Linked DNA regions of Homo sapiens: all the other regions are linked to region 1. The links are chromatin contacts, found by Hi-C or POLR2A ChIA-PET in ENCODE. All regions are on one chromosome and are shown on one strand. Each heading gives the region's core, a stretch centred on a gene start or an enhancer-like site at or near the end of the contact. The rest is flanking DNA. Distances are from core to core; before and after follow the strand shown. Region 1 holds the start of PACC1 (proton activated chloride channel 1). Region 2 holds the start of SLC30A1 (solute carrier family 30 member 1). Region 3 holds the start of LPGAT1 (lysophosphatidylglycerol acyltransferase 1).

Region 1 (4,386 bases), core at 764-3,263:
TAAGCAAAAGCCTTATGATTCCAATGTCAGAAATCCTACCTGTAGGAGCAGTGGAGATGCAAATGGTCAGTATCTAGTGCTACATGACTTTTGGCTACAAGGAAGTGGGTCAAATTACAGCCTGATTAATGCTTAATTATAACTCTATTTCTGTGCAGAATTCGTGTTAACCCTGTGAGGATGGCTTCAAAGTGAGGTAGGAGCAAGCCGGGAGTGTGTGGTGTCCTGGAAGCCAGGGAGGAACGCGTATCAAGGAGGAGGGAGGATCAGCCAAGTCCACTGTGGCTGATAAATCAAGAAAGAGGAGGATGGGAAAATGGCCATCTGATGTGACAACACTGAGGTCACTTGTGACCTTGACAAGCACTGTTCCAGTGGAGTGGAGGGGAGTAAAGCCTGACTGGTGTGTGCTCATGAAGGAATGGGAGAGAGGACTTGGGGGCTGCAAGGACAGAACATTATTTACATGTTTATGATCTGTCTCTCCACAGTTGCATGAAAGAGCCACGAAAGCCAGGACCCAAGGGTATCTTATCCATTTCTGTATCCCAGTGCCCAGCACATTGTATTTGTTAAGCCATATTTTATATTTTATTAGCCAGTATCTCCTTCAAATGTGGGAGCCCATAATTTTCCAGTTTGGTCACACCAACAAAGACTAGAGAGGAATGACAGGGTTGGAATAGAATTCTCTGGTTCCTTCCAGCTCTAATATTCTATGATGGTGTGAACTTGTTCTATCAAGTACCATTGTATTAACACAGTAAGGAATTTAATTAGTGGTCTGCTATTGTTAATTTGTTTTGGTAAGCAACTGTTAAATGAAATGGCTGGAATCAGTGTTCCATTCATAAATTTAACAAACATTTGTCGAGTGCCTACAATGTGTTAGGCACTATATATATTGTCCCATATAACAGATTTAAGAGCAGAGGGCCTAGGATAGGGGTGAGTGGTCAGGAGAGGTGATGGGGACCTCCCATTGCTAATGCTCCAGGAGGTCCAGGGTTCTTTGATGTGGCTGGCACTATTCTGCTTATCACTGAGGAGAGAAGAGGCTCCCAGTGGCCTGAGTGGAGGGGTTACCAAGCTGCAGCTGCAAGGGACACAGAGCAGCATTCACCAAGGCACAACAAGCAGCCTCTATCTGCTTCACCACTGAGGAGCCGAGGGCCCTCACACAACAGCTGTTTCAGGCAGTGGGAGGAGAGGAAGATGTGGTCTTCAGGTCCACCCTGCCACAGGGCCAACACCAGATTTGACGCCACATCTAGCGCTTGAGGCTTCTTCTGTGGCTGAACAGCGGCTTTAGGCTTTCTCTGCACGATCCTTCCTTTCTGCTTTCATAGGCCTTGTCAGGCAGGGCAGGGTTTAGCAGTTGCATTCTAAGGCGAGGAGAGGAGGGCTCAGAGCATTGCAAGACCTAAAGGGGAGGGTCAGAGCCAGGACAAGAACCTAGGGGTACTCCTGCCCCTGGAATAATGGAGAGAACATGGGCTCCGCAGTCTACCCCTGGATGAAATAATCTTCATTTGATTACCGCTCCACCCGCATCCTTTCTGAAACAAAGTACCTCAGTTTCCTCATTTGTAAATTAGGGAGAAAAATGTCCTTCTTACAGGGTTCCTTGCAGAATCAACGGCATAATGTGAGTGAGAGCGCTTTGTAACTAACATACAAAGTGCTCTCCAGACATTTATTACCGTTTTAAACCGCCAGGCCAAGCTTCCTCTTGCAATTATAGATTAGGGGCTCCTACTCATCTGACTTTGTTCCACTTTCCACTCCTCTTCTCCGTCCCTCCCCCTCCAACAAAGAGAGGAAGTGAGAGACGCAGAGGCACGCGTCTAAGGACCAGCTTAGCTGGCCCAGGGTCACATGCAGGCCTCCGCCACAGGGGTGAGAGCTGGTGTGAGGGGCGCCCCCGCCCAGAACTACATTTCCCATCAACACTTTCGCGACTCCTGGGCGGCAGCGGCCAGGCGCATGCGCCGAGTATCGCCACGCCTGGTCTCTGGGACGCCCCTCCGGACCGGTTTCGCCTCGCGGAGCCGGTAGGTCCAGGTGCAGCGGCCGCAGTGCTGCGTCCGTGCGCCGCGGGCTGGGGCGGTCTCAGGTGTGCCGAAGCTCTGGTCAGTGCCATGATCCGGCAGGAGCGCTCCACATCCTACCAGGAGGTACGAGGTTGTGAGAGACGGAAGGGAAGTTTGAGGCGGAGGAGCAGGGTCCCGGGGGCCTGGGCGGATGCGGGGCGGGGGGTGTCGGGGCTGCGCGGCAGAGGGCTCTTCCGAGGGACCGACGGGTGCGTCAGGGGAGGGCTCCCGGGGTGCAGAGGAGCGGCCCAGGGGCAGGAAGGAAGCGGGGCAGCGGAGCGGGCGCCCAGCGTTCTCCGTATGCTGCGGGTTGCATGGCCGAGGTCCGGAGTAGGGTCCCCGGCGCCGCGACCCGTAACCAGCAGGTGAATGATTGAAGCTACCTGAGGCCCAGCCTTCCGCGCTCCCCGCCGGAGCGGCAGCCCAATGGCCCAGAGGAACCCGGCGTTCTTTGCAACAAGTGGAGCGCCCGCGCCCTCCTCCCGGCGAGATCTGATGCGCGGTCGGCATCGTCGGCATCCTCCCCCTCCAAGCCCAAGGCCTCGCTGTCCCCGCGGCTGGTGACAGGATTGATTACCTGTTTTTTGGTGACCACCTAACTTTGAAAAAGTGCCTTCATGGACTCTGCTAGTTCTCGCTCCTCTTCGTCTCTCCCTCCAGTCTCACCTCCTCCCACGACTTTATCACTTTCCAGTTCTTTGTCTCTTCTCTGTCCTGCGCTGCAGGCTGTGCGTCCAGCGCTTCCTTCAAGCAAGCCCTGCCTCCTCACTTCTCCAGCTGTATTAGTGAAACTGCTCTCCTCCTCCGCCTCCACTTCTCGGCCCCCAAACCTTGGTCATCTTTGGCAACCGTCCTCTTCTGTGCCCCTCCATCGTGCCGCCTCATTGGCCAAAGTCAGGCAGTTCCAGGTCGGTCCTCCTCCAGTTTGTGTCCCTGTGTTTGCTGTAACCTCTGAGTGCGATACTGTGTTACCATCGCTCCCTTTAGTCTCTTATACTCTCCAGATTTGCCTTGAGGCCCTGCCTTCACCTCGGAGCATTCCTTTTTTCTCAGACCTGACGCTGCCCTTCGTCTGCCCAGAACAGTCCAGACTTCTCAGCAGGCTCCCAAAGCTCTGAACAGCACAGCAGCCATGTCTCCCATTACCTTTGCCACCTCCTAACCCACCTAGGGTCTGGCACAGTGGAAACTCAGTTTTAAAATGTGCTCCTGCCTCTGTGCGTGTGCTCACTCCATTCCTTCATCAACGCTCCGCCAAGCTCCATTGGGTAAAATGCCCCCAGAAGTCAAGGGCTACCTCAAGTTCCATGTGTTCCATAGGGGTCCGCTTTCCAGACCCGTCTGCATTTCTGTCTGTCCTTCTCATAATGAACTTGCTGCCTTCTGTCTTAGTCAATAGTTACTGCTGTACATATCTCCCTTTGTAAAAGACTGATTCACAGAAGGGCTTTGTGGACTATATAAAGCAGGTGGCTTAGCCCTACAGTGGAGGGAGAAGCCAACTTGAAGGCAGATGAGATTTGCCTAAGGCTTGCCATTTTTTAGTGTAGGATCTTGGCTGGAATCTGGCCTTGGACAGATTTCTATATTTCTCCTCCCATCCCCTTTATTCCATCTGTTTCCTTTGTCTGAAAGGAGTCTGAGGGATTTTAACCAGTGCTGTGGATTCCATGACCCCTAGATTCTGTACCCTAAACAGTGGGGGAATCCTGGGGAATGAGATGTGTCTGAAAGTTTTTAGGTTTATAGGGTGTGGAGCACAGTGGATAAAAGTCAGAAAGCCCACGTTCGTGCCTGGCTGTGCCTCTTGCTGTTTGTGTGACTTTTATTGAGTCACATAACTTTCTGAGCCTCAGTTTCTTTGTCTGAAAGATGAAGATAATAAAAGTCCCTACCTCCCAGGGTTGTTTGGGGATTAGATAAGTTGGTGTGGAAAGCGCTTGGCTCAGTGTCTGGCAAATGGTGACCCCACAGTGAATGATAGCTCTTGTTAACGGTGTGGGCAGCTCCTGCGTCCAGGATGCTTTGGGGTCCTGGCTTAGCAGGAACATGTGCCTCACCATCCACACATAGCCAGCCTAGCAGGGCTTATAAAATGTTTATTAAAATATAGGCACTTACCCCGCTTGGAGGGCCAAGGCCCAGGGTAGACTCAGTTTCTCTTTGGAGGCATCTCCAAAGTGGGAGGCACTGGAAGGGTGCCCTCCCCTTGCCTTCTTCAGAGGCCTGTTCTGGAGTCCCTGTCTCTCACTTCCTCAGAGAATGGGGCCACCCAGAAAATGGCCGGCGTCTT
Region 2 (4,386 bases), core at 1,183-3,682, 840 kb after region 1:
ACACTCTACTAGGACAACCAGATGAAAAGGGAAAAAGCTCGAGTTGAGGTACCAAAGTCTTTTGCCTACACAATGTTAGAGGGAAACAAAGTCTGACTGAAGTGTTCTGCTGTGTGGTAAATATTACTCTCTCCAGAGAACATGATTATAACTTCTCTAGAACCTGGAAAATGTACTCCCTGCCCCCTCTGCCCCGCCCCCAACCACCCACCAGGAGGGAATAAAGCACATTGTCTGGGAAATGGCTGAAATGCAGGCACAAAGTAGGTTTTCAGAAGCGGCTATGAGTTGAACCTGTTTTTATATGGGTCTAAAAATCTCCCAATTTAGTCTGTTTAGTTATTGAAGGATTGCTATTGTGTTTGCAAGCATCACTGACTTTTACATCTTCTTATTGGTTCTTCTTTGGGTATCAAATCTTCGCATTTGGAGGAATGTATTTTTTAAATAAAGCGAGGCACAGCAGCCCTTAGTAGAAAGCAAAATGGTCTTCAAACTGCCTCTAGGCCATTTCCATGAGGATATCTTGACCCATAAGTGGCTTCCGAATTTCTGTATATGAGGGGCTAGTTGATAGGATGTTTGAAGCTGTGTTTACAGATGATCAGAAAACTGTCACTCATCCATATCAAAGGAGAGGAAGTTATGGAAGTCCTAAACCCATTAATCCACCCTTTAGCACTGCCCAAACCCAGACTTCACTTCAAATTAAGCACATTAAAAATGGAGTTCATATTTTCTCCTAAAAATCAGCTTCTTGGCCTCCCTTCCCAACTTCCTCACCTGTTTAAGGCAGTATTTTCCTTGTCAGGTTAGAAACATTATAACTATCTTTGTTCTCCTACCTAGCTTCCTCCTTCCCAATACCCAATTAATCATCAAATTCTATCATTTTTTCCTTAATAATGTCTTGAAAATTTTCCTCCATTCTTTATATTCCAGCAAAACAGAAACAGAAGGTGAGGATCCAGCTCTCCAGTCTGGATGGGGAGACTAGAAACACACTACATACAAGTGAAAAAAATTTCATAGGAATTACAAGAATACCAAAACAATGCAAAATAACAGCTCCAAACAAGCCTTGTATACACATCTCCAGGCAATAGCTGGCACTGCATTTGTCCAGTAGTAATCTAGGGCAGTGGGTGGGGAGGTCCTTCTGCTGCGCAGGGGCTGTGGTGAGGCCTTTCAGGTCCAGCTTAAGCCACTCTGATTCCAGCCACCACCCCACCTTAGATGGGCAAGCTGTTCCTTTCCAGATCAACTCATCTCCACCCACAACACAGTGCTTATGTATTCAGTCTAAAATAGCACAATTTATCAAGAGTATTCCATCGTAATTTTAAAATGTCGTGTTTATATTTTACCTCCACCTGGACAGAAACTCGTTCCTTTGTATTCTTACTGCCCCTCCACCTCCCCATAGCAACCAGCACAAGATTCCACCGTGTGTAGTCTATAAATAAATGTTAAATCATAGAGCCTTAGAATTTTGGAGTCAGACGGGGATCTTCAGAGTTGCATTTGTCCAGTCCTTTATAGATGGGGAAACAGGTCTAGAGAGATTAGGTGACTTGCTCAAAGCCACACAGCTGGCTATTGACAAGGCAAGGAGCAGAGCCCAGGTTTCTCCTGCCTGAAGTCTGTACCCTGAACTGTCCTTAGATAATCAGTGACAGACACCTGAGTTCACACAAGGTCTCCAGGGGTTGATGGTGATAGGAGAAACTGGCTTTCCCAAAACATGTACAAAGATTCGGTCCACGCCCCTAGCAGACCTTCGGGAGGACTAACTCCTCAGCTCGGCGTCCAGCAGAGTCCCAAGTTACAGTCGCACTTGTTTATGCGTCTGTCGGCCTCCTCCGACAGGACCGAGTACTCGAGGGCCCCGCGCTCAGGGGCTCCCCTCCGGCCCCTCCCCCGCCGCCGAGCTGTCACACAGCCGCCGCGCGGCCCGCCCCCACGTGGACTGGGCTCGGAGGATCAAAGTCTGTTTGCAGACTTTGCAGCCCGGCCCCCGCAGGTGTGCTGGGAGTTGCGATGGTCCGCAGGCCAGGACTCCGCCACACCCGAGGGGACCCGGCCAGCCCCTCCCCCTCCCGCTGCACGCGGCCCGCGCCCCCAATTCGCCCGCCGCTGCACCCGGCCACGGCCCCCCGGCCCACGCCCGGCTCCGGGAGGAAAAGGCCCCGCCCCTATCTGTTGGAGCCGCGACCCCGCCCCCTTCCCGCCCCTCCGAGGCTCCATCCAATAGTGAGCGTGGCTGGGCGGGACGCCGAGGCTGTCGTGAGGGGGTCCTGACCAATGGGGAAGCGTGCCGGGCCTGGTGGGCGGGGCGGCAAGGCCTTGTCACGCTCGGGTCCGTGTGAAAACGGGGGTTCCGAGTGCAAAGCAAAGTTTTTTTGTAAACCGTCTGCAAAGGCGGGGGGGCGAAGAAGGCGCCCGAGACCGGGCCGAGTGCAGCTGCCGTGGCCGCCGCCTCTCTAGCTCCTCAGCCATCCGCTCCTCAGTCCAGCCGCCGCAGAGGAGACCAGCAAGCAGAGCCCTCAGATGCTCGGAGCTTTCTCGGCGCGAAGCTGCCCGTCGCCCTCTCCTGCCGCCCTCGCCCGCCGCCCTCCTGCTCCTGCTCCGGCTGCGGCTCTTGGTACCCCGGCTCCGGGAGCCCAGCTCCCCGCCACCGCCGCCGCCTGGGTGTGGGGGCTGCTGAGGCTGAGCCGGGCCTCGGCGCCGGCTCTGAGGACGGACGCCTGAGGAGCTGCGCGGCGCGGCGCCGCCGGCTGGCGGAGAACGCCCACAGGCGCGGGGCTCGGCGGCTTGACCCGGGCTTGTCCCCGTGCGGCCGCGGGGGCCCCTCAGCGGTTTCCCGAACGGCCCGACTCGGGCGCTCCTCCGTGTCGCGGTCGCCGACCCTCCGCGTCCCGCCAACGCCGCCGCTGCACCAGTCTCCGGGCCGGGCTCGGCGGGCCCCGCAGCCGCAGCCATGGGGTGTTGGGGTCGGAACCGGGGCCGGCTGCTGTGCATGCTGGCGCTGACCTTCATGTTCATGGTGCTGGAGGTGGTGGTGAGCCGGGTGACCTCGTCGCTGGCGATGCTCTCCGACTCCTTCCACATGCTGTCGGACGTGCTGGCGCTGGTGGTGGCGCTGGTGGCCGAGCGCTTCGCCCGGCGGACCCACGCCACCCAGAAGAACACGTTCGGCTGGATCCGAGCCGAGGTAATGGGGGCTCTGGTGAACGCCATCTTCCTGACTGGCCTCTGTTTCGCCATCCTGCTGGAGGCCATCGAGCGCTTCATCGAGCCGCACGAGATGCAGCAGCCGCTGGTGGTCCTTGGGGTCGGCGTGGCCGGGCTGCTGGTCAACGTGCTGGGGCTCTGCCTCTTCCACCATCACAGCGGCTTCAGCCAGGACTCCGGCCACGGCCACTCGCACGGGGGTCACGGCCACGGCCACGGCCTCCCCAAGGGGCCTCGCGTTAAGAGCACCCGCCCCGGGAGCAGCGACATCAACGTGGCCCCGGGCGAGCAGGGTCCCGACCAGGAGGAGACCAACACCCTGGTGGCCAATACCAGCAACTCCAACGGGCTGAAATTGGACCCCGCAGGTGAGCCGGGAAAGTCGCTGCCGCAGGTGGTTGGGTTTGGGGTGCCCAGAGCCTCGCCTGGCCTTCGGCGGGGTGGCCCGCACGCCCCCTGCTGCCCGAGCGGGCCTGCGCCGCGCCGCCCCTGCCTGCTCCCTCCCCGTCCTGCACACGCCCCGCTGCTGCTCCAGGAAATCAGAACCCCCTCAGTCGGGTGCAAGGAGCCGGCGACGCGTCTGGCATATTTGTAGGTGGGGGCTGTGGGTCAGACCCTAAGAAAAAGGGTCAGGAGGTGATCATCATCCCGCTGCAGTCCACACCCGCACTTGGCTGTCTTTACAGGCTGCAGCAACTTTGCTGGAGACTTGTCTGGTTATGGTTATAACAGCGTCAGAAATGCTTCCCAATTCAATTCCTTGGCCCTCTTGGGAAACGGAGAGAATCCCCAATTCGTCCCCAGTAGTTGGGTGCTGGAAACCTTGCTCTGCCAAAGTAGTTCTTATGCCCATTGAACTCCGTTTCATAATATGCATTCAGAGCGTGTAAACCCTGGTTAAAGGTTTCTTTTATGAACAGCAGTGTATGCTTCAGCTAATTGATCCCTAATCCTGGAAATCATAGATTTAGGACCTGTCTGGGCATGTTTAACATTTTCCCAGGACTTTTCATAATCGTACTGAACTAAAAGTGATGGTAATTTATTCATCTTATATTTTTAGTGGATGCTTTTTATATTTAACATTAAGTGCTCTTGAAGGAAATTTGAAAATAAATGTTGAAAGAAAGGAGATGGAAATGACTCAACCAG
Region 3 (4,386 bases), core at 1,887-4,386, 580 kb after region 1:
AGGTTATAAGCCCTGGAGCATTTTATATAAAATAATTATTGACATGAATATAGAAGAGAACATCCATATATATTTCCATTTTTTGTTTGAAGTTAAAGCTGACAACAGTCAGAATGCATGACTCTTTTGGGCTGCTGATTTCAAGCCTGCAACTGTTTCCTAGCAATGTAGGGGGCCTGTGCCAAGTCATTGAAGGTTATTGCTGGTAGGGTTTCTCCCTAGACAGGAAATAGTTCACTGGAGCTTTAGTGCAGAAACCAACACAGGTAGGTAAAATGTTTTTATAATTGCCACTAGGAAAAAGAGAGGGCCCAGGGGGTACTCTTCTGCCCAAGGGAACCTCTCCCTGGTTATAACCTAATTTGTTGTGTGTATGTGGACTAGATGGGTGGAATTCAACCTTCTAAGGTATTGTGGTTATATTGCTTTCAAATGACTGGCGATTCCAAGAAATGTAAGAAATCCTCTTTCTTTTTCAAAGGACCATTCTCTTGTGGTTCAAATGTGGGCTTTTGAAACAGAAACAATAATGTCTGTGGCTATAGGGTGGGGTCTGTTCATTTCCCTCTTTTCTCTATTGGAGTGTACATGAAGGTGTTGAAATTGTTGGCTTCATGTTTGTGTTTTGATAAAGATGGCTCTAAGGTAGCAGGATAGGGGACTAGAAGCTAACTAGTCATTGAAGAAGATCCTTGTTTTCCACAGAACAGTCTACCCTGGAGAACTGGCTGTTCCAATCTTCCTGTTACAGTCATTCAGAGCATTCATACATCTCTCTGTCCATGGTGCAATAAAATAGGCTATGGAACAATCTCAGGAGGCTTCCTAAGTGGTTGAAAGGAGGCAGGGCAAAAAAATTGTAGTATAGGCAAGAGGAAGGTAAAACTAACTAAAACGAACTTCGAAATGCAAGAAATAAACACAAGCATCATCTGAAATTGTTCCCTTAAGAAGTCAGCCCTAACAGTTTCTTATCTATTATAGCAGCTGAATTATCTTGAAACTGATATTGTGGTCAGAAAGTTAAGAAGATAACCCCTCTCCTACACTCTTGGCACAAAACCAGGGCATATCTATACCTGGAACATAATGTGTTGTACTGTTGGTTGAGTTTCAAGAAAAGTCCAATGAGGTTGGAAGCAGTTAATATGAGGATATCTGAAAAGATCAAGGAGATTAGGTATTCCCTACTCCTTCCATAAGGAGGTACTGAAATGGCAGAATTCTGCAATGAGAGATGGTGATCAGCAAGCCGAGGGGACAGGCCTCAGAAGAAACCAGACCTCCCCACACTTTGATCTCTGATCTTGGCCTTCAGAACTTCGAGAAAATAAGTTTCTGTTGTTTAAGCCACCCAGTTTGCAGTATTTTGTTATGGCAGCTCTAGCTGACTAACACACATGAGAACACATATGATCAAATGATTTAAAATTATGAAGGGTCTAGAAGAGAATGTGATCATCTCAGAATACCTCTAAGTCAGGGTTTCTTAAAGCAAGGTCTGCATACTACTTGCATCAGAATCACCTATGACGCTTTTTAAAAAGCAGGTTCTCAGGTCCACTGGACCTAGATTATTAAAATGTTCTGGTATGATGCTGAAGAATCTGTCTCTTTGGTAGACACTTCAAGTGTTGTTTTTGTACACTAAAGAGCCAGAGGTCCTGCCCAACCTCTGGCTCTTTTCTGAGCCTGAAAATGAATTCTGGGCCTGGTACTAATTGCATTTCATCAAGTGCTGCTGTGTCTGGTCCTCTGGCAGATGGTCCCTGATCCAGGAATCACGTGTAAATCCCATTGTAGGTTATCTCTCTCCAGGTGTCAGCCAACGTTTACGCAGCATGTGGGAAAGCTGAATTGCATGGACCAGATGGAATCCTTAGAGTTTATTCTTGATTGTGGAAATAAATATGTACCTCACCTATCTTACTGAAGAATATAATGACATATTTTGAATAATAAAGTATATATATTATCTCTCTCATGAGATTTATTTAAAGATCTTACTACCTTGTCAATAAAGAGAGAATGCAAGGAATAGAATGGGGCATATCTTTCCTTCACCTGTGGACCTAAGAGGAACTGAAATTAGAGAAAGTTGAGAGTCCAGAGCAAACGCTGTGATGAACATTTTCAAAATAGGCAGAATAGGTGGCATTCTGATTCAAATATGGCAGTTCCCTAGGGAGTGTGAAATCTGCCCTGCCCCATCCCCTCCATTTACAAATGTGCTTAAGGGACATAAGGTTTTATAAACAGGATTTTTAAAAACTAAAATTTAGGCAGATCATTTAAGAATGCTCAAGGGGGTAGGTCAATGGACTATTTCTCTATTTTCCTTCAGGTGGTCCAGCCTTTGAACCAGAATGCAGCTATAGTATCCCAAGTGACGGGGTCTGTCTAGGAGTTCCCATGGCCACTGTTTTTTGTCTTTTCGGTTTTTCTTTTTATGGCGGGCGGGGGAGGGCGGGCGGGTGAGTACTTACTTAATGCCAGGCACTTGGTTGTTTTTTCCTTCTTGACTAACCAGATTTCAGTTTCTCTGTGTAGACCATTCATTCCCACTGAGTTTCTTGGTGGGGTGGTGGGGGCGGGGGCGATGAATGGGAAAGTGGAATTGCCATTAATGTTCCAGCTGCTTTCCTGAAACAAGACTTTTGACCGTAAAAAGAATGAATTTGAAACTCTAGACAATAATACACTGCAGAGGTTAAGAAGAAAAGCCATGAGTGCAACCGGGTTTCATTAAGAATGAAAAGTGGACATTTAGCCGTCAAGGAGACAGGTTCCTAGTTTGGGCAGAGAAGAGAGCCCTAACAATGAAAGGCGGCCGTGTTGGCTGAAAGGGGGCTCTCAACTGAAACCAAGGCACTCCTGGGGTGTGAGGATGGGTGTTCATTCCTAGATCTTTCCGAGCGGCCCTTTCCCTCAGTATGTTCTGGACTCACTGAGGTCCTGGCCGAGCGTCCAGGTAGCCCCGAGGGCCCCGACTCGCTGGCGCAGGGGTAGGGGGAGCGGGCCAGGCGGGGCAAGCGGGCCAGGCAGCGGCGGCGGCGCTTTCATTAGAGGGCGCTGTGGGAGCGGCTCCGCCGCAGTCCCGACTCCCGCCGCTTCCTCCCGCCGCCCCTCCCCGCCAGTCCGGGCGAACGCGGCCGGGCCCTTGGGGACCGAGTCTCGGCGCCGCCGGGGAACGGGCGCGGGCCGCGCCACAGCCGGAGCGGGGCAGGGCCCCGCCACCGCCTTCTTCCGCCGGCCCCGCCGCCGGCCATGCATTCTTCCGGCTCCTCTGACTCCCAAAGCCCCGGCTGGGGCCCGGCCAGCCCGAGGTAACCTCCGGCTCCGCGGTCGCAGGCCCCAGAGCGGCAGCGGAGCCGGGCCAGGGGAGGCGCTGGGGGCGGGGAAGGGGGTGTCGTCGTCGCGTGGCCCGGGGAGGCGGCAGCGGCCTGAGGGACGAGGGCGCGGTAGGCCCCGGGGAGGAGGCGGGGGCGCGGGGCATCCGCCCGCCTCCCCGGGACCCGCCCGGGTGACAGGTCCGGCCTCTGAGTCCCCGCCGTCCCTCTGTCCGCAGGCAGCCGCGAGGGGAGTAGGGCGCCAGCGCGCCCGCTCGCGCAGCGCCTCGGGCCGCTTGGGCCGCCACCGCGTCCATGACCGCGACCCCTCGGCGGGGGACACCCGCCCCCGCTCTCCGCAGCCGCCCGCCGTCCGCGCCCGCCGAGGTGAGCCCGGCGCGCGGGCCGCGCCCGCCGCCACGACCCTTCCACATCCGCGGAAACCGCTGCAGGCTCCACCGGCTCCCCGCGCTGCGGTCGCCTCTTCTCTGCCCCTTTCATCATCCCCTGCTTCCTTGCCCTCTGGTCGGAAATCTCATTCTCTTCATCCCCAGTTCCTTGGCTTTTACCTCTTTCTGGCTTTTGCTCCCTTCCCCCTACTCCTGTCCTTCCTCTTTTTCGCATTATAACCCCCTACTTTCTTCCTCTCACCTTGTAAGCTTTTTTTCTAGGCCCCCCATTTTTTTTCTTAAAAAAAAAAGGGAAACAAAAACCCTATTGCTACAAATGAGAATTTTGAGGGTAACTCTTCGCTAGAGCCAGAGACCTTTTAAAGGAATGCATCGGTGTGCAGGAATCGTGGTGGTGAGGAGACTGAGGTCCTCAGTATCTGGGAAATCTTATTGAGGGGACCCTGTTTCGGTCATGTCACTTGTGTCTTCAGTTTGGAGATCCTGAGGTTGTCTGAAGCGAGTGGATCTATTTTTCTAAGTCCAATAGACGACCGCAGTGAGACACGGTGCGGGGACGGCCACCGATTACTGAATGGGAATTGTGTTATCATTTGCTAAATATATTGTGACATACTTCGTGCCTCGGTGAACAGCTCCCTTGACCT

What was found. A loop is a pair of places that touch in the nucleus more often than their neighbours do. ChIA-PET counts read pairs that join two places held with the same protein, here RNA polymerase II (POLR2A). Pooled maps may share reads with other maps.
Region 2: a loop to region 1 is called in a map of B cell, with 33 times the contacts of the local background. The contact joins the promoter of SLC30A1 here to the promoter of PACC1 in region 1. A Hi-C loop is called at or near these places in 5 of 168 maps with a recorded cell type or tissue (B cell, CD4-positive, alpha-beta T cell, CD8-positive, alpha-beta T cell and 1 more), 4 of 37 single-sample maps with no recorded cell type and 12 of 50 pooled maps. POLR2A ChIA-PET finds 5 or more read pairs at or near these places in 1 of 52 experiments (K562).
Region 3: a loop to region 1 is called in a map of B cell, with 10 times the contacts of the local background. The contact joins the promoter of LPGAT1 here to the promoter of PACC1 in region 1. A Hi-C loop is called at or near these places in 4 of 168 maps with a recorded cell type or tissue (B cell, CD4-positive, alpha-beta T cell, CD8-positive, alpha-beta T cell and 1 more) and 11 of 50 pooled maps. POLR2A ChIA-PET finds 5 or more read pairs at or near these places in 3 of 52 experiments (GM12878, WTC11 and activated CD4-positive, alpha-beta T cell).

The regions. Positions count from the first base shown.
Region 1 is chr1:212,412,513-212,416,898 of GRCh38, reverse strand. It overlaps PACC1 (proton activated chloride channel 1), which reads left to right and starts at 2,013. Exons shown (of 8, transcript NM_018252.3): 1 at 2,013-2,177. The coding sequence starts at 2,142. RefSeq lists a silencer at 2,302-2,361.
Region 2 is chr1:211,577,207-211,581,592 of GRCh38, reverse strand. It overlaps SLC30A1 (solute carrier family 30 member 1), which reads left to right and starts at 2,432. Exons shown (of 2, transcript NM_021194.3): 1 at 2,432-3,602. The coding sequence starts at 2,981. RefSeq lists silencers at 1,843-2,402, 2,643-2,952, 3,453-3,802 and enhancers at 2,259-2,758, 2,759-3,260, 3,233-3,342.
Region 3 is chr1:211,829,513-211,833,898 of GRCh38, reverse strand. LPGAT1 (lysophosphatidylglycerol acyltransferase 1) reads left to right here and starts at 3,136. Exons shown (of 8, transcript NM_014873.3): 1 at 3,136-3,326. LPGAT1-AS1 (LPGAT1 antisense RNA 1) reads right to left here and starts at 2,938. Exons shown (of 6, transcript NR_135820.1): 1 at 2,859-2,938; 2 at 2,487-2,643. RefSeq lists a silencer at 2,952-3,711.